2 separate regions of the Mus musculus genome follow, and region 1 is linked to region 2. The links are chromatin loops, found by intact Hi-C in ENCODE. Cell type or tissue: heart. All regions are shown on one strand. Each heading gives the region's core, and the rest is flanking DNA. Links, peaks and the distances in the headings are about the cores only.

Region 1 (10,055 bases), core at 2,037-7,036, 110 kb after region 2:
CGTGGAGCAAAAGGAGGAGGGCGTGCTGTGACTCCCAACTTTGTCCCACCCATCCTTCCGAGTCTCTGCTATCTCTGACTCACTCTCCTGCAGTTTCCCCTTCCAGCGACATGTCCGTCTCCCCACCACATCTCATTCTTTCTGGTGTCCTCACCTGGGGCTCACTCGCTGCCCGTGCCTGCCGCCACGGACCCCGCCTCAAGCGTGGCGAGCTGCAGGCGCACGCGGCGGGAGCCGGAGGAGGAGGGCTGGGGCGCGCGGTTCGCTCTGCGTGCTGAGCGGAGACCGGCTGTGGTCCGGGGACTGGCGGTGGCGGGCGCCGACCAGCGACGGGACAGCTTGCGCGCCAGGCGGGCAATCGCCGAGGGTCGTAGGCCGTAGTCACGCTCCAGCTCCTGGCGCGAGATCTCGATGTTGCCGGTGTACCAGAGAATCCAGCCCAGCAGGCTCAAGAACACCAGCAGCGCCCCAGAGTAGATGAGCAGGTCCCCGAAGTCGCGGCCGCGCACCTGCAGCTGCGCGAACACGCCGGTCAGCAGCGCCGCCATGCCCGCCACGTCCAAGGCCACGGCCAGCAGCAGCGCCATGCGGCAGCGGCCCAAGCCGGCCGCTGGAGCCGGTGCGGGCGCGGGTGGGGACGAGGCGCCGACCGCGGACGCCTGCGAGCCGCACACCGGTGACGCTGCCGCCATGGCCCTCGGTGGCCCGCCGCCGCCTGCTCCCCGACAGCGTCCCGGGGTGCGGCTTCCCGGGGCGGAGTTAGGGCCCGGCGCCAGGTGTGCCCAGTGCCTGCATGGTCACCTGAGCTCACAGCCTGGACCTGGTGGCCCGAATGAGTCTCTTGTGTAGCTCAAAGGTCTGGGAGGATCAGCGGCGCACGACCCTGTCCATTAAGCAGTGCCAGATGACTAGGGCCAAATTTCAGGGTGGCATAATGTAGCTAGATAGTGTTTCTACTTAGTGCCCGTCTCCCGAGGGCTACCTGTACCACCAAGTCCATAGTGAAACAAAATGGGGATCAGAAACAAAAAACCGGGCATGTTGGTATGTAGCTCGCTTGGTGGAGTGCTTGCCTACCATGCTCGAAGTTCTTGATTTCATGCCCTGCACAGCATAAAATCCAACAACAGCAACAACAACATTCTCTGGAGCACAGAATCAGCAGCCAGAGCCCTGAAGCTGTCTCCATGCTTGTCTTTTGAGATCTCTTGTGAGTGTAGGGCCTTGTTAACCCAACCTGGGAATACAATGAACCCATCTCCCAGGTGCCAGCTGACACCTTGTGTACACAATATACTGAGCTCAGGGCTCTGTTAGTGCTCAGATGTTAGCCTGACAAGACCTGCCTTCCTGTTCCTAGCCACAATTCCCGAAGTGCTCAGGAAAGGTGTCCCTGAGGAGATGGCATAGAAATTGTAGCTTTAGCCTGACAGTGGTGACCCATGCCCTTAGTCCCAGCACTTGAGAGGCAGATCTCTTGATTTCGAGGCCAGCCTGGTCTATAGAATGAGTTCCAGGACAGCCAGGGCCACACAGAGAGATCCTGACTCAAGTCAAACCAAACCAAAACTGTGGCCTTTTTGCTATTATTTTTTAAAGATATATTTATTGTTATATGTAAGTACACTGTAGCTGCCTTCAGACACATCAGAAGCCGGGCGTGGTGGCGCACGCCTTTAATCCCAGCACTCGGGAGGCAGAGGCAGGCGGATTTCTGAGTTCGAGGCCAGCCTGGTCTACAGAGTGAGTTCCAGGACAGCCAGGGCTACACAGAGAAACCCTGTCTCGAAAAAAAAAAAAAAAAACAAAAACAAAAAAAAAACCAAACAAACAAACAAAAAAAACAACAACAAAACAGACACATCAGAAGCATCAGATTCCGTTAGGGATGATTGTGAGCCACCATGTGGCTGTTTGGAATTTGAACTCAGGACCTTCAGAAGAACAGTCAGTGTTCTTCCCCACTGAGCCATCTCACCAGCTCCAACTTAGAGAGAATTTAATGGGTATGGCCAGGTCACTCTGGAACTGAGAGGCATCATGGCACAGGCAAATGGTTGGGCCAAGCCATGGTCCACACTAGGAGGACCCAACAGCTATTATAGGGAAGTCCTGATCTTCCACACATCTACCCCTTAAATGAGTTCATTCTCCCTGGGGTGGGAAACCTCGAGACAGTTCTGAACAGAACTAGTTCTCCCAAGACTCTATCTAGTTTCAGAGTTGGAGAAAACTGAGGATGATGGAGGAGAAAAATCACATTTTCCACCGTGATGCTGCCATTGGTAGCCTGCAAACAAACCATCCGTGAGCCTGTGAATAGCATAAAGGAAACACACTTGGACACACACACACACACACACACACAGACTAGCTGCAGTGGGAGTGTATGTGAGTATGGCCCAAAACATTATATACACATACAAAAATGTTATGTAAACCTACTTTATGCATGATTAAATGCTAATAAAACATTAAGAATGACTGTGGTGGGCTGGAGAGATGGTTCAGCGGTTAAGAGCACTGATTGCTCTTTCAGAGGTCCTGAGTTCAGTTCCCAGCAACCACATGGTGGCTCACAACCATCTGTAATGAGATCGCATGCCCTCTTCTCGTGTCTGAAGACAGCTACAGTGTACTTATAAAGAAAAGCTGCCGGGATTGGCCAGGTATTGCTGAGGACAGACATGGAATGTTTCTGCATAGACAGAACCAGGCATGAAAGAATAGGTATTTAACACTGCAGCAGTACATTTTTAGAGAGGTCTGAAAATGGTTCATTGGGCACTGGTGTTTGTGTGGGACACGGTCAAGAAGAGTAATGGAACCATCTGCCATCTGAAGACTTCACGCCAGAGCAAATCTTTAAAATAGTTCATGCATCCATTTAAACAACAAGTCTTGAGGACTCAGTGATTAAGAGCACTTGCTGCTCTCGCAGAGCACCTGGGTTTGGTTACCAGCTCATATGAGGCAGCTCACAGCTGCCTGAAACTCTAGTTTCTCAGGATCAACGGTTTCTTTTGGACTTTGCATTTTACATGTTAACACAACACCCACATACATCATAATTAAAATTAATAAATCTGAAGCCAGGCGTGATGGCGCACGCCTTTAATCCCAGCGCTCGGGAGGCAGAGGCAGGAGGATTTCTGAGTTGGAGGCCAGCCTGGTCTACAAAATGAGTTCAGGGAGAGCCAGGGCTACACAGAGAAACCCTGTCTCAAAAAAACAAAAACAAAACAAAACAAAACAAAACAAAAAAACAAAACAAAAAGGAGTTGCAGAGATGACTTAGTGGTTAAGAGTTTTGGCTGCTCTTCCAGAGGACCCAGGTTCTATTCCCAGCACCCACATGGTGGCTCAAAAACTGTCTAATTGAATCCAGGCACCAGGCAGGCACATAGCATTCATATATATATCCAGGCTTAAAAAGAAAGGAAATTAAGAAATTAAGAAAGCCCTCATACATATTACAAAAAAAAAAAAAAAAATAAGTTGGGACTGGAGAGAGAGACGGCTCAGAGCACTGGCTGCTCTTCCAGACAACAGTGGTTCAATTCTCAGTAGGCACTATCTGTAACTTTAGTTTCAGAGTATCCAACAAAGGCGTGCGCCACCACGCCCGGGAAAAATAAATAAATCTTAAAATCAATTAAGCTCCACTTAATGTGAGATCTGGAATCCTCAATATTTGCATCCACAGGCTGAGGCTGGAGGATCCCACCTCGAAATCTACTAGACAAGGGCGCAAAACCGTTTTTTTTTTTCAAAATATGTATTAGTGCCCACCATGCGCTAAGTGCAGACTGAACAGATCAGGGTGATGCGATGGGAACATAGCTCTAGGAACTCTCTCTGCTTTTGGATCCTCACGAAAACCGAGTCACCGAGTTCCGAAAACTTCCTACCCCACCCCGGCGCCTCATCACGGTACGCACCGCGAGAACTCGCCGGGACCTTCAGACGAAGAGCTCCGAAGGTTCCCGAGTCAAAAAGACTCGGAGGCGGAACCCAAGGCCCAGAGGAAGCTGGGTAGCCGAGTTCAGGCGCGCCACGGGAGGAAGCGGAAATGCGTTGCCATTTTAAAGGTGTCGTCCCGCCTCTCGTGTCTCTCTTTCCGTCTCCGGCCGCCATAGGGAGAGGAGGTGAGTGTGAGGCCTCTGTCCGTCCCGCGTGGCCGCCATCTCGCTCCCACGGCCTCGGTCTCCTGCCTGGGCTTTCTCTCCTTGTACCCAAGCACCATTCGCTGCCCTCATTCCCCACCGGAAGTGGGGCCTCAGCGTCCCTTCCCCCTTCTAAGTCTCCGCGGTGTTAGCTCGGCCTGCCTCCTTTGCTCACCCTTTCCTCGGCCGTGTAAAGCTCTTGCTCGCTTTTTCCCAACGGTGCTGCCGCTTACCCAGCCGCCTGTCCACGGCCTGCTTCTTTCTGACATCTTTCACACCCCCCCCCCCCCCGGCTTCTCCCCAGCCGCCGCCATGTCCGCGCATCTGCAGTGGATGGTCGTCCGGAACTGCTCCAGTTTCTTGATCAAGAGGAATAAGCAGACGTACAGCACGGTGAGTCGGGCCCGCGTGTGAGGGGCACTGTGGCTCTTTTGCGTATCGGAGCCTCCGGGCCTTAACTTAACATCGTGTACACCTATTCCCCAGGAGCCAAATAATCTGAAAGCCCGAAACTCCTTCCGCTACAACGGGCTAATTCACCGCAAGACCGTCGGAGTGGAGCCGGCCGCCGATGGCAAAGGGGTCGTGGTAGTTATGAAACGCAGATCCGGTGAGCCTTTGCACACGATAGCGCTCCCTTTTTCCAGGGTCCAGAACTGCCCTTCCTCTGACTTCCCGGCTGTGTAAGGTGATCTTTAAATTAAGAAGTGTAGAGAGAAACTTAAGTACAGTTTCTCTATGTAGACCTCAATGTCCTGGAACTCTACATCAGGTTGGTCTAGAACTCAGAGATCCACCTGCCTCTGCTTCCTGAGTGCTTGGATTAAGTGCATGCGCTATGTCCCTCCTGTATCTGGGAGGTTCCTAAAGAGGGATGGGATTTTCCCGGGCTTTAAGACTTACCTGTGACAGTCACCTAAGGGATGTACTGAATGGGCTGGAGGGAAGATGGGGTGAGCATGGTCTTCAGAGAGGCTCTGTGTTCCATCAGGCAGATGCTCTGAAGGGCTCATGCAGATGGACTGATTCCTAGGCTTTCCTTACCAGGTCAGCGAAAACCTGCCACTTCTTATGTGAGGACCACCATCAACAAGAATGCTCGGGCTACCCTCAGCAGCATCAGACACATGATCCGAAAGAACAAGTACCGCCCTGATCTGCGTATGGTGAGTAATGGATGGGTACTTAAGGCAGGGGGGCAGCTGGTACTAAACCTGAGGGGCTGCATGCAGGCCTGGGTGCTTGGCTCTGCCTAGCTGGAGCTAGACTCGGGACTTTTGATCACTCACACACACACACACACACACACACACCCTGCCTCCCCGGAGTCCTAGGAAACAAGCAGCAGTAAATGGGAGTGTCTTTTGAGTTTGTGAGCTAAGTTCCTTGTCCTGTCCTCAGGCGGCCATCCGCAGGGCCAGTGCCATCCTTCGAAGCCAGAAGCCTGTGGTGGTGAAGAGGAAACGGACCCGCCCCACCAAGAGCTCCTGAGCCCCACACGCCCGAAGCAATAAAGAGTCCACTGACTTCCATTAGGCCTCCAAAATGTTTTGTGCTCATTGAGCTGTGGCTCTGCGCTGTCTTTAGTTGTGCTATCAAAGCTATTAGAACTTGTTCATCTGGAGTGAGGGTTGTTGGGGATAGAAGCTGTTCAGGGCCATCTGGGTACCAACAGGAGTGAGAGCGGCTTGTGCAGGACATTCAGTTGATTCCTGTGGAAACAGGAGTGAGGGTAAATGACTTCAGGGTTCTTAGCTGCTGACACTGTCAGATATCCTGAGCTTGAGGCTGTCTCACCAGGTCTTAGTCCACTGACCCAGATAAGGCCCCCACCCTTCAGTTGACAAGCCTCCTTATAAGAAGGAAATGGGAGGTTCAATACCCGGTTTCAGAGTGAAGTCTTCAGTTATCAGATGCTCTGATGTGTGAAACAGTGATACTCCTGAAGGAAACATTCTGGTGGGTGTCAGCTGGGACTTTGTGCTGCTGCAGTAGAATTTCAGTGTGAATTGCTGACCTTAGAAAATGTCAACAAAGTCTAGTGTTTACCAAATGCATGTCCTTTATATTTGTAATCTCAGCATTCTGGTAGGCTGAAGCAGGTGACTAAGGCCAGCCTTGTTTATAAAGCAACTCCGAGAATACCCAGGGCTATAGAGACGACCACATCTCAGAAATCAGCCATTGTAAGTCTATCTGGGTGGGTGGGTAAGTAAAGTGAGTATACAGGTGTACTGAGGGACTCAGTGGCCATTTCTTGCCCCTTCCAGCCAGTACTAGCATTTCCTGGAAAACTTGAGGCTCACATGCAAAATAGTACCCATACCATTTTTGCTGGATTTTTGTCGCTGCTACACAACTCAGGCCAAAGTGCTGCCTGGGCTTTGGTCCCAACTGGATCATTGTCCATTCCAGTCCGACTTGAACTATTTTCTTTTCTTTTTTTTTTTTTTTTTTAAGATTTTATTATATGTAAGTACTCTGTACCTGTCTTCAGACACACCAAAGGAGGGCATCAGATCTCATTATGGATGGCTATGAGCCATCATGTGGTTGCTGGGATTTGAACTCAGGACCTTCGAAAGAGCAGTCATTGCTCTTAACTGTTGCCATTTCCAGCCCCTTGAACTATTTTTTTTTTTAAAGATTTATTTATTATATGTAAGTACACTGTAGCTGTCCTCAGATACTCCAGAAGAGGGGATCAGATTTCGTTATGGATGGTTATGAGCCACCATGTGGTTGCTGGGATTTGAACTCACAACCTTCGGAAGAGCAGTCGACGCTCTTAACCACTGAGCCATCTTGCCAGCCCCCCCTTGAACTATTTTTAACCCAAGTTTAACTCATGGCACCTCTCTCCCCACTGATAGACCCTGGCTCAGCTCACTGAAGTGAACTGAGACCCTTATGTTTTGAGATGCTGGTGAGCATAGCGTTCTTGGCAGCAGTCCACCCTGTTGACCTATCGACGGGAAAATATTTTTTTTAACTTATACTCATTTTTATTGGGGTGTAAATAAGGTGAATTCACCCTCTTTGAAAAAGCATGTGTAGGGGCTAGAGGGAAGGCTCAGCAGTTAAGCACTGGCTGCTCTTCCAGAGAGTTCTGACCTCATTTCTCAGTATTCAGCTTTGGATCACACCATCTATAATGGGATCTGATGCCCTCTTCTGGCACACAGGTGTACATGCAGACTTAGGACTCAAATGAATGTAAAAAAGCCAATGTGGTACATGCAGGAGGTCAGAGGAGGATGGTGTCCTGATTGTTCCTTTTAAGACAGTCCCATTGAATTGGATTTAGGCTCGGAAGTCAGCAACCCCCAGCTTGTCTCTGCCCACCTTTGTGCTGGGAGTACAGTACAGCTGTGTGGCAGCATCTGGCTCTGTTGTCCATGAATCAGTTTGCACATGGGGAGGTCAGAGGACAATACATGGTTTTATTCCTATACTTTTAGGTGGATTCTGGAGGTCAAACTCAGGTTGCCAGCCTTGAGGGCAAGCTCCTTTTACTAAGCTTTTTTTTGTTTTTCGAGACAGGGTTTCTCTGTGTAGCCCTGACTGTCCTGGAACTCACTTTGTGGACCAGGCTGGCCTCCAACTCAGAAATCCACCTGCCTCTACCTCCCAAGTGCTGGGATTAAAGGTGTGTGCCACCACGCCCTGCTTTCACTAAACTATCTTGTTAGTCCATGACTAGCTTTGTAAACAATTTTTTGTTTTCTCAGTGTAACTCTGCCTGTCCTGGAACTGGCTCTTGTGCTGGGATTTAAGGCATATGCTGCCACTATTGAGCTTAATTTTTATCGATTTTAATGAGACAGGTTCAGTGTCTGTTGCCCTGGCTGTCCTGAAACTCACTATGCAGACCAGGCTGGCCTGGAACTCGGATCCTCCTGTCTCCTGGGATTAAAGGCGTATGCTGATCCCGATCTCCGCTATGACTGGCTTTCTCCTGTGGGTGCTGAGGATTTGAACCCTGCTGTCCCTTCCCTCACTGGCCTGCATAGCAGTGTAGTATAACAGGCTGCCTCTGTTGGGAATACAGTTTGCACCATCACATAAAAATCAGTCTTTTTCCAGGACAGCCAGGGCTATACAGAGAAACCCTGTCTCGAAAAACCGGAAAGAAAAAATGAGTCTTTTCCACCAGGTTTAATGTCCTGTAGGTTACTTGGCGTGCCTCCCTGTGTTTCCTTGCATGGCTGAGCAGGCTCAGCTGTAAGTCTTTGGGAATGGAGGTAGGTTTTTGTGCAACTAGAATTGGTCAGGAGGCCCACTTGCATTTCCTTGTTGATCTGTTTACTAATTAGTTCAACCACAGCCTGCACACTTAGAATGCTCATGAGCACTTGGAGGGATGGCTTAGTAAAGACCACTTGCTCCTGCAAAGGACCCAGTTTCTTTCCCAAGAACCCATGTCAGGCTTCTGTAACTCCAGAGAATCATTGCCATTGGGCTCCACAGGCACTTCTGTTCACATGCACATTCTCACAGATACACAAATATGTATGTACGTTTGTGTGTGTTTCATATATATGAAACATGAGGGAACCAACCTTGTAACTTCTGCACTGCATCCAAAGAGGTGCTCGGTAAATGCTTGTCACGGAACGAGCAAGAGACAGATCCTCTTCAATAGCGTTTCTTCCAGTTTCTATTAACTTCACCACTGACCCCGATGGAATCCCATAGGAAATAGTTCCCAGCATCTGTGTATAATACATCAAAATACCAGAGTTGCTTAGGGTTGGGAGCCGGTTGGTAGGCAGAGAGCACACACACAAAGGAGTTTCCCTCCCCAGAAGTCAAATTGATAGTGATAATCATTAATCAGGCAGATGGATAACATTTACCAGCAGGACAATCCAAGGCCTCAGATCTCTCCAGGACAAGTCTTTTTGGCATGAGCAGTGTTTGAGCCAGCTCAGCTGAGTTAATCTGTACTGTACAGCCTATCCCCAGTCCTTGCCTTACCTATACTGAGCATATACAGAGATCCAACTGTAGGAATGCAATCTATAAACAAAATTGTTTTTAAATTGTGTCTCAGACTAGTATGGGCTGAGTGTACCTAGCAACTTTCACAATTTTTCTGTACATGCAAAACTGTCCTAAAGCCGGGCGTGGTGCTGCACGCCTTTAATCCCAGCACTTTGGAGGCAGAGGCAGGCAGATTTCTGAGTTGGAGGCCAGCCTGGTCTACAGAGTGAGTTCCAGGACAGCCAGGGCTACACAAAGAAACCCTGTCTCGAAAAACCAAGAAAAAACCAAACAACCCAAGTCATCCTGTTCTTGAGCCATCTCCTCAACCCGCATGTTTAAACGTTGTGCATTCATACAGACTTTCCTCCCAAAATAAGATTAAGGAACTGGGTGCCCAAGAGATAGGATGAGAATGAATTATTCCAATGCAGAACTACAGCAATTTGTTTGTTTTTAAGATAGGATTTCTCTGTGTAGTCTCAGGTGACCCAGGACTTATAACAGCAATCTTTCAAACTTAAAATATTTGGGCTGGCAAGATGGCTCAGGAAATAAGTAAGGGAGCTTGGCTCCAAGCCTGAGGACCTGAATTCTATCCCTGGAAAGCATATGTAGGAGAGAAGCAACTCCTGCAGGCTATTCTCCAACCTCTGCATGCACATTGCTTCACATGCCCACACATGCTCACAAAAACAGTACATGTGAAAATTGTGCGTTTGATGTGTGTATGGATCCTGGCAAGAGAGGAGTCATGGACCAAGAGAGCAAAGTGGCTTGTATCCAAAATGGTACTTACATAGAGATGACAGGCTGGAGGAGAGGTAGGGGTGGGTGAGACATCTTCTGGATCTCTTTGCGACCTAACAACAGTGTGAGTACTTAAGCACATTTATAAGGCTT
Region 2 (10,055 bases), core at 3,341-8,340:
CCATACTCAACAAGTTCTGAAACCTGGAGGTAATACTGCAAAATACTGTAATGTCCTGAATGCTGCCCAGTGCTGGCACAGCCTGTAATTCCACCTCTTAGAAGGTATAAACAGAAGGACAGTCACAAATTCAGCGTCAGCTAGGATGTTATAGACTGTCTGGGCAGTAGTGGTGCACGACTTTACTCCTGGCACTCAGAGGAGGCAGGCAGGATCTCTGAATTCCAGGACAGCCAGAGCTACACAGAGAAACCCTGTCTCATAAAACCTCCCTCCCAAAAATAGTAAAACAAAACAAGAAAATTAAATAAATAAAAGAGATGGATGCTACAGAATTATATACTCAAAATGGTTACTTCTGTTGTGACTTTTTAACATTTACATATTTATTTATATTTATTAGTGGTGTGTGTGTGTGTGCGTGTGTGTGTGTGTGTAGGCATACACATGTTATGTACGATTTTAAAGGTCAAGGTTCTGGGAGGTGTTTCTCTCTTCCCATCATGTGAGTTTCTAACAAACTCAGGTCACTGGGTGGCAACACTTTTTCCCACTGAACCCTCTCACTGGCCCATTTTGTGATTTTTTTTTTTTTTTTACCTTGATAAATAAAAGTAAAGTTTAGAAACTCGGCCTGGGGGTTGGCGAGATGGCTCAGGGGTTAAGAGCACTGACTGCTCTTCCGAAGGCTCTGAGTTCAAATCCCAGCAACCACATGGTGGCTCACAACCACCTGTAATGAGATCTGACGCCCTCTTCTGGAGTATCTGAGGACAGCTACAGTGTACTTACATATAATAAATAATAAATAAATTAAAAAAAAAAAAAAAAAAAAGAAACTCGGCCTGGTGACACACACCTGAAATTCCAGCACCGGGGGAGAGGAGAAAAGAAGATTAGGAGTTCAAAGCCAACCCCAGGTACACAGCAAGCATGAGGGTAGCCTGGGCTGCCTGAGAATTTGTCTCAACAACAATAACAAAAAAAATGTGGGGCTTGAGGAATGGCTCAGAGATTAACAACACTTGCTGTTCTTGTAGAGGACCCATATTCGGTTACCAACTCCCACATGGGCAGACTGCAACTGCCTGTAACTCCAGTTCCAGGGGATTCAAAGTTCTTCTCTAGCCTTTGAGGTTACCAGATATGCATGTGGTGGTACACACAAATACATACATGCAGGCACTCACACATAAACATAAAACGTCTTTAATCCTAGCTCTCAGGAGGCAGAGGAGGGGGATCGCTGTGGGTTTAAGACCAGCCTAATATGTATACATAGTGAGTTCTAGGCCAGCAAGGGTAACACAGTGAGACCCTGTCTCAAAAAAGGGGGAAAAAAAGGGCTGGAGAGATGGCTCAGTGGTTAAGAGCACTGGCTACTCTTCCAGAGGACCTGAGTTCAATTCCCAACAACCACATGGTGGCTCACAACCATCTGTAATGGGATCCGATGCCCTCTTCTCGTGTGTCTGAAGACAGCTACAGTACACTCATATACATTAAATAAATACATACATACATAAAAAAGGGGGAAAAAGGGGGGGTGGTTATAGAAAGATGGTTCTGTGGTTAAGAGCACCAACTGCTCTTCCAGAGGTCCTAAGTTCAATTTCCAACAACCACACGGTGACTCGCAATCATCTGTTATGGGATCCAATGCTCTCTTCTTTAAGACAGCAACAGTGTACTCATATAAATAAATCTTTAAAAAAGAAGGAAAAAAAGCTGGTTGTGGTAGCAAATGTCTTTGATCCCCCTTTAATCCTAGTACATGAGACACAGAGGCAGGTAAAATACCTGTGAGTTTGAGACCATCCTGGACCACAGAGTTCCAAGCCAGCTAGGTCTACATAGTGAGATCTTGTCTCATTTAAAAATAAATAAATTATATATACATACATGCATACATACATATGAATGTGACCTACAGAATGCACCTTGACCATGGATACTTCAATGTCATTGCTTACCCTAGACCTACACGTGTCCGTCCCACTCCTTTGACAGGAGGATGTCTGTCTGTTCTGATCACAGTAGCACCATCCTACCTCAACGTTTGCACTAGCTATTCCTACTGCCTCGAATGCCTTTTGTAAAGCAGGAGTACCCCATGACATACCCTCACTCGGGTGATATACCCCATGACATACCCTCACTCAGGTGATATACCCCATGACATACCATCACTCAGGTGATATACCCCATGATATACCCTCACTCAGGTGATATACCCCATGACATACCCTCACTCAGGTGATATACCCCATGATATACCCTCACTCAGGTGATATACCCCATGACATACCCTCACTCAGGTGATATACCCCATGATATACCCGCACTCAGGTGATATACCCCATGACATACCCTCACTCAGGTGATATATCCCATGATATACCCTCACTCAGGTGATATACCCCATGACATACCCTCACTCAGGTGATATACCCCATGATATACCCTCACTCAGGTGATATACCCCATGACATACCCTCACTCAGGTGATATACCCCATGATATACCCGCACTCAGGTGATATACCCCATGACATACCCTCACTCAGGTGATATACCCCATGATATACCCTCACTCAGGTGATATACCCCATGAAATACCCTCACTCAGGTCTCTGATCAAACACTCTACTTCCAGGCGGCCTCAGATTACCACTCCATCCCAAACCACCTCCCTTCCCTTGAGAGAGTAGCAAGCAAATTAGGGAGTCAACATCAGTCCCAGGACTCCTCGGGAAGTAGCAGAACAAATCTGTCACCACAGGGACTTGGTGGGGTATGAGGAGGGCTTTGTTCCTGGGAGGAGCTGCTGGTTCAATACAGGAGAATTGGGAAAGGGCAGAGCCAGACAGCATGTGGGACAGCCTGGGGAGTACTGAGGGAGGAGGGTACCTGCTGCATTGTCCATGTTCTCGCACAGGTCTGCCAGCAGCTCTAGTGCGCCTTCACGCTCCTGCTGGTCAGTGGCCAGCTCAGCTTCGCCAGCCATTGCGGGTGTGGCCTGGGACAGGACCCGGAGGCAGTTCTTCATCTGCTCCACCTCCTCTCGCTGGCCCCGGAAGGCGGCCGACATGGCTTCCTGCAGCCATTGGCGTCTCTAGGGAAGAAGGGAGAAGGATGGGGGTAGAAGATGTCTCTCAGTGACTGCCCAGGGAGTGACACTAATAGGACAGCCAAATGCAAGGACTGATGGCTCTTTCCATCAACAAGTATCTAGGAGACATCTTGGGGGAAGCACAGGAGTCTCTCATTCTATAGTGCAGTCTGGCTTCCCGCTCACAGCAGCCTTCCTGCCTCAGACTCCCAAGTGCTGGGATTAACAAGCAAGAGCCACCACACTCAGATGTTTACACAGTTTTTACTCATAACTTCTTTTCTAGGTTCTAGGGAGTCAGTCCTGAGACAGACTGATTAGAGAAAAAAAAGTGTTGTTCAGGGTGTGTGCAAGACAAACACAGAGAGAAGCTAGAGGGAAAAAACAAACAAAACAAAACATGTAGTGTGACAGGAGATGGCAATATGACAAGTGCTATAGGGTAAGTAAGATTAAGCACAATGGAGGATCATGGGAGTGGAGGTTGGCCTGTAGAACTTAAACGGGGTCATCTTGGAGGGTCAGATGTCAGCAATGAAATAGGCCAGGGAATAGCCAAGCATATACTAGGAAGAATATTCAAGACAGAGGCAATCACCAGCAAGCCAAGGTGGCTGAAGCAAGGTTAAGTGAGGGAAGAAAAAAGTTGAGGAGAGAGAAACACCCCAGGAAAGGAGCAAGTTGGATCTTACAAACAGATGCAAAGGCCTAGATTCTGCTCTGAATGAAGTGGGTGGAGCTGGGAAGGGAGTTCTCCCGAGGAGAGGCAGAGAGGTGGACTGAGAAGCATAGGAGCAGGGAAAGAGCGCTTACTAGGATTCTAAGTAGTCCATGCAAGAGAAAAGTTTATGGAGCAGGTTTCGGTGGCACATGCTTATAATCCCAGCACGGGGTGGGATGGAGGCAGAAGCAAGTTCAAGAACAACCTCATCTGTGTATCAGTGTGAAATATGGCCAGATCCTGGACTCTGAAGAGAGAACCAACTGTTGAGCTAAGGGAGGAGGGGAGAAAGAGGAGTCAGGCTGATACAGGGGTTCTGTCCTCAGCAACAAGTCCCGCCCATTTCCCAAAAGATGTCAGGTTTGAGGATCAGCTATACAACCGGAGGCTGTGGTGAGCTGGATGGTTCTGTATTGTGACAAAAGTCCTGAGAACTACATGAGGTTTGAATAGTATCCCTGGTCTGCACTTGCTACCAAGTTGGAACAAGAAGGGCTCTCCAGCCATGCCAACTGTCGTCTGGAGAAATTAAAAAAAAAAAAAAAAAAGCCAGAAAAGATAGAGAATGAGGAGAACAAGAGATAACAAAAGAAAGGAGTCCAGAGGAAGACCAGAAACTACACTGTCCCCAAAAGGGCGCTTCAGGAGGACTGAAATGGCTACCATATATCTGTAAGTCCAAGACTTTGGAGGTGGGGCAGGAAGGTCAGGAGGGTAAGGTCATTAAGGCTAGCGTGGTCTGTTTGAGACCGCAATCTCAAAACAGGAAAGAAAAGGGGAAGAAGCTGTAAGGCTTTGAAATCACGCTCCTGGACAAATTTGGGCAAACTATCTCATTGCTCTATGCCTATTTCCACCTTGGCACAACATGACACAACATGTATAAATTATTCTGTAACTTAACTGAATTACTACAATATTCTATGTATCGTAAATGTCAATTAAAAAAAGTTACATGAAAAATTCCTATCAACCTTTAAGACAATTCTGTAAGGTTTTATTATAGCTATTCCAAATTCATTGATTAAAAAAAAAAAATCAGAGGCAAAGAAAGGATGTGAATTGCCCAACCAAGGTCATGGCTGGCAACTGGCAAAACCCAACTACGTTGTGTACGAGTCAGTATAGACTGGAACATCAGAATTGCCTGATAAGACACTATCATTACTATTATCACCATCAATTCAAAAATGAACGAACACTTGAGGATTCGAAAGATTAAATAATATACCCAAGGTCACACTTGTGGAGACAAAGCTGAATCTAGTTCTGCCTGGGTCTAGAGAACCCAGCTTGCTTTTAGACTTTTCACTCATCATGAGACTTCCCAATACAAGGCTGCGATCGGACACTTTACAGCTGACCTTCACCCTATCATGATGCCACATTTAGACTCTAGCTCACCACCCAGGAAGACAACAGCTTGTAGCTCACTAAGCCACTCTCCCCAAGACACTTAGATCCTCAGGACCCTCACCCAACCTTCTTAGGTCCTCATACTTTACCTCCTCGCTCATGGGTTCTGGAGGGGGGTCTGGCTCCTGAGAACCCGCAGTAATAGCCATCTGCAGCAGGCCTTGGAGGTTCCGTGGAGGCCGGGGGTTGCCTGAGCCCCCCGCCGAGGAACCACTGCCCCCTGACGAGCAACCCTGAGAGGCCGGAGGCAACGCAAGAGGGAGGCGACTGCCCCCTGAGCCTTTGTCTGCCATGGACTTTCTGTGAAGGAAGAATGTGTTTAAAGGAAATTGATGGTCACCGCTGAGGCAGCAATGGTGTCCGGATGGGTCGACTCTTGAAGGTCTGCTGAGAAGGTGGAGTTTTGAAGGTGTTAGGAGTCTTCTCATGATCCCAAACCATTCTGCCTGCAACCACCTTAACCATAGCCCCCTTTCCTTCCTTCATACTAACAGGACCCTTGCCCAAATCCAGATGTCCCTCCTTGCTCCCTAGCAACAGGCCCCACCTACTCCCTGGCAACGAGCCCCCCCAAGCTCCCCAGCTTGCGTCCTCGTCTCTTAGCAACCCCACTGCCCCGCCTCCATGGCAACAAGCCTTCGCTCAGTCTCCTTAGCAACAATTCTCCTCCCGTGTCTTTGAAGAGGGGCGCCCCAATGGGGCTGATCTCACCTTGCCGGGTCTAGAGCTGCCACCACGCCTAAAGATAGACTAGGCTGCACCTGACTCTACTGGGCGCCGCCATCTTTACCGGAAATACGCAGTTCTCACACGGAAGTGCCTCACCCCAAGCTGTTTGCCCAGTTCTAAGCAGCACCTCTTAGCGGATGCGGCACTTAGCTCCGCCTCTGTCGACTAGGCCCCCACCACTTTCTCTTTGTCACGCCCCTACATTTCGCGCTTTTGTTATAAGCCCCGCCCCCTAGCTCCTCTGTTTATCTTAGCAAACAAGGGACTTTCATGGCGAACTCCTCCCCTCCCAGGCATAGGCCCCGCCTATGCCCATATTCCCCGCCTCTTTTCTAGGCCTTTCGGCCTGTCCCAGTCAAGTCCCGCCTCTTAGTACCTGGAACTTCAGCTTGTCCTGTTCGGCCACGCCCCTGCGTAGGCCACGCCCCTTCTCTGCTGCTGCTGCTGCTGCTGCTGCTGCTGCTGCTGCTCAGACGGTTTTGTTCCTCACTCAACTGATTTTAACTGCATTTGCTCCTAGAGTCTCGGGATATCTCCCCTAATATCCCACCTTTGTAACCTGAGACTCGGGCTCACTTTTTTCTAGGCCTCAGTTTCCCCATTTATTACCGGTTTCAGTGTGGAATACTCTGTGTGAGTTGTGTGTCTTCATGTGACTATGCATGGTGTGTGGGAAGTCCCATGTCAACATCAGCTGTCTTCCACCTTCGATCTTCCAATCATTTTAAAAATATTTTTAGAGTTACTTATTTATTTATTTATTTATTTATTTATTTATTTATTGGGTTTTTCGAGACAGGGTTTCTCTGTGTAGTCCTGGCTGTCCTGAAACTCACTTTGTAGACCAGGCTGGCCTCGAACTCAGAAATCTGCCTGCCTCTGTCTCCCGAGTGCTGGGATTAAAGGTGTGGGCCACCACTGCCCGGCTAGATTTTATTTTTAAAGATTGTTTTTAATTATGTAGTAGGGGAGGAGGCAGATGCCTGTAAATGCAGGTTTCTATGGGGCCAGAGACAAAGGACAAACTAAAGCTGTAGTTACAGGCAGTTATGAGACAACCAATATATATATATATATGGGTGCTAGGAACCAAGCTCAGGCTCTTTGCAAGAACAGTAAGTACTCTTAATGACAAGCTATCTCTTCAGCCTCTTAAATTATTGTTGTTCTTTTAATTTTTTTGTAGACTTACCTATTTACTTGTGTACAAATAGTTTGTGGTTGGTTAGTTTTTGTTTTGTTTTTTGAGACAGTGTTTTACGGTATAGCCTTGGCTGTCCTGGAAGTTACTCTGTAGACCATGCTGTCCTCAAACTCACAGAGATCCACTTTCCTCTGCCACCTGAGTGCTGGGATTAAAGGCGTGTGCCACCACTGACCCTGAACATTTTGCCTGCATGTATGTGCGTGCACTGTATGCTTGCTTGATGGATTGCCAGGAACTGGAGTTACAGATGGTTGTGAGCCATCATAATTGGGTGCTAGGAGTTGAACCTGAGTCTTCAGCAAGAGCAATAAAGCAACAAGAGTTCCTAATCATTGAAATATCTCTCATTGAACTCTCTCTCCGTCCCACCCCACCCCTCTTTTGTTTTTTGTTTTGGAGATGGTTCCTTATTTTGGTGTTTTGTTTTGGGGAGGCTCTCAGTATGTAGCCTGGGCAGGCCTGCAGAACGATGTGAGCAGGTTGCCCTACAACTCATAAATATTCACACGCCTTAAAAGTAGGTACACTCAGGGATGGCGAGATGGCTCAGCGGGTAAGAGCACTGACTGCTCTTCCAGAGGTCCTGAGTTCAAATCCCAGCAACCACATGGTGGCTCACAACCACCCGTAATGAGATTTGACACCTTATTCTGGTGCGTCTGAAGACAGCTACAGTGTACATGTGTATAATAATAAATAAATATTTTTTAAAAGTATGCACACTCACCCTGCTCCGTTTTATTCATTTTTATTTTGTGTATGAGTATTTTACCTACTTGTGTATATATACACACCTTATGTACCTGCTTGGTGCCCTTGTGGGCCAGAAGATAAGGTTTGTTCCCTGTAACTCTTACTATTGCTGTTAACAAATATCTTGTTTTTAATTTTGTTTTGATATGGGTTTCTCTGTGTAACCCTGGCTGTCCTGGAACTCATTATGTAGACCAGGCTGGAATCAAACTCAGAGATCTACCTGTGTCTGCCTCCCAAGTGCTAGGATTAAAGGTATTTGCCACCATTGCCTGGCTTGATTTTTGTATTTAAAAAGAAATTATTTATTTTTATTAGTACTCTGTCTGCATATACATCTGCATGACAGAAGAGGGCATCAGATCTTGTTATAGATAGTAGTTGTGAGCCACCATGTGGTTGCTGGGAATTGAACTCTGGACCTCTCGAAGAGCAGTCAGTGCGGTTTGTTTGTTTGTTTGTTTGTTTTGTTGTTTGGGGGGTTTGTTTGTTTGTTCGACACAGGGTTTCTCTGTGTAACCCTGGCTGTCCTCTAGACCAGGCTGGCCTTGAACTCAGAAATCCGCCTGCCTCTGCCTCCCAAGTGCTGGGATTAAAAGCGTGCACCACCACTGTCTGGCTGCAGGCGATGCTCTTCACTGCTGAGCAATCTCACCTGATCCAGACTCTTTATGTATGTGTATATGTGTAGGCCAGAAGAGGGTTTTGTATTCCTTGGAGCTGGAGTTACCAGTAATTGAGAACTTCCTGACATGGGTTCTGGCAACAGAACTTGGGTCCTCTGAAAGAATAGAACTCAATTGCTAAGCCATCTCTCCAGCCTTACCTTTTATTTTTATCTATTTTTTATAGATAGGGTCTGTCACTGACCCTGGAGCTTGCCCGTTAGATTATGCCAGCTGGCTATTGAATCCCAGAGAATCTTCCTGTTTCCACTTCTCTATAACCATGTACTACTACACCTACCCTGTGGGTGCTGAGACTCAAACTCAGGTCCCTTATCATGTGCAACAAATATTTTACTAACTAAGTCATTTCCCTAACCCTATTCTCTAGGTTTTCTTGTTTTGTTTTGTTTTTGTTTTTCGAGACAGGGTTTCTCTCTACAGCCCTGGCTGTCCTGGAACTCACTCTGTAGACCAGGCTGGCCTCGAACTCAGAAATCTGCCTGTCTCTGCCTCCCGAGTGCTGGGATTAAAGGCGTGCGCCACCACGCCCGGCCTCTCTAGGTTTTTAAAAAGGATCTCTGTAGCCCAGGCTGGTCTTGAACTTGCTATATATCTGGTCTGATCTTGAATTCCTCTTCCTCTCGAATACTGTGATTACAGGTATATGCTATTATTAATAGGAGTCCTCTTACTCTAAAGAATCTCAGTAGAGATGGAAAAGCTATATGATCACATTCCGTATAGGTTATTACAAATGTATTTATCTCTATATATGTATCTATGTATCATACTGTAACTTTCATAATATGCAAGGAGCTTGCATCTAGGCTATCATCATGGTGTGTATGTGTTTAATATTTATATATACATATAAATATACTATGTACATTTATACTATGTGGTATCATATATCATTAGACATATATACATCATACATAGACACATATACATACATATACATATATGTGTTGTATATAATGTATATATATGTATGTATATGTACATACATACACACACACATACATTCTAGCTCTAATTCTCAGAACCTATAAATATATGACCTTATATGCCAGAAGAAATTTTGAAGATGAGATTCAGTTAAGGATTTTTTTTTTTTTTTTTTTTTGTGGAGGGGGCACAACAGGGTCTTACTATATAGCTTTGGTTGGCCTGGGACTTGCTAAACTCACAGAAGTTTGACCATATCTGCATGATGAGTGCTGAGTTTAAAGTATGTACTCTGCTCTCAGTTACAGATCTACAACATCCTGGTGTATCTTGATTCCAGCCTAGTCTATATAGTGAGTTCCAGGACAGCCATGGCTACACAGAAAAACCCTGTTTCCAAAAACAAACACCCAAGGTGGAGAGCTCATGAGGAAGGACACTAGAGGCTAGCCTTTGTCCTCTACAAACATTATGCGCTCGTGTGAACTCACATCTGCACACA

The links. A loop is a pair of places that touch in the nucleus more often than their neighbours do. Peaks named below come from ENCODE experiments on the same cell type or tissue, not always from the same donor. Only the 100,000 strongest peaks of a DNase experiment are listed, where the experiment ranks them.
Region 1: it touches region 2 in a loop (6-fold over the local background); 8 of 42 quality-filtered maps call a loop at or near these places.

What each region holds. Positions count from the first base shown.
Region 1 is chr7:4,788,851-4,798,905 of GRCm38, forward strand. It overlaps Rpl28 (ribosomal protein L28), which reads left to right and starts at 4,115. Exons shown (of 5, transcript NM_009081.2): 1 at 4,115-4,148; 2 at 4,471-4,559; 3 at 4,653-4,776; 4 at 5,214-5,332; 5 at 5,568-5,697. The coding sequence starts at 4,479. The coding sequence ends at 5,657. It overlaps Tmem238 (transmembrane protein 238), which reads right to left and starts at 710. Exons shown (of 2, transcript NM_029384.1): 1 at 155-710. The coding sequence starts at 692. The coding sequence ends at 162. In heart, for the core only: no CTCF peak of the experiment used is centred there; a DNase peak (open chromatin) is centred at 4,031; H3K4me3 peaks cover 2,693 bases; H3K27ac peaks cover 2,183 bases.
Region 2 is chr7:4,678,935-4,688,989 of GRCm38, forward strand. Hspbp1 (HSPA (heat shock 70kDa) binding protein, cytoplasmic cochaperone 1) reads right to left here and starts at 6,047. Exons shown (of 8, transcript NM_001360629.1): 1 at 5,960-6,047; 2 at 5,338-5,632; 3 at 2,910-3,114. The coding sequence starts at 5,541. In heart, for the core only: a CTCF peak has its summit at 6,122; DNase peaks (open chromatin) are centred at 5,457 and 6,167; H3K4me3 peaks cover 1,798 bases; H3K27ac peaks cover 1,467 bases.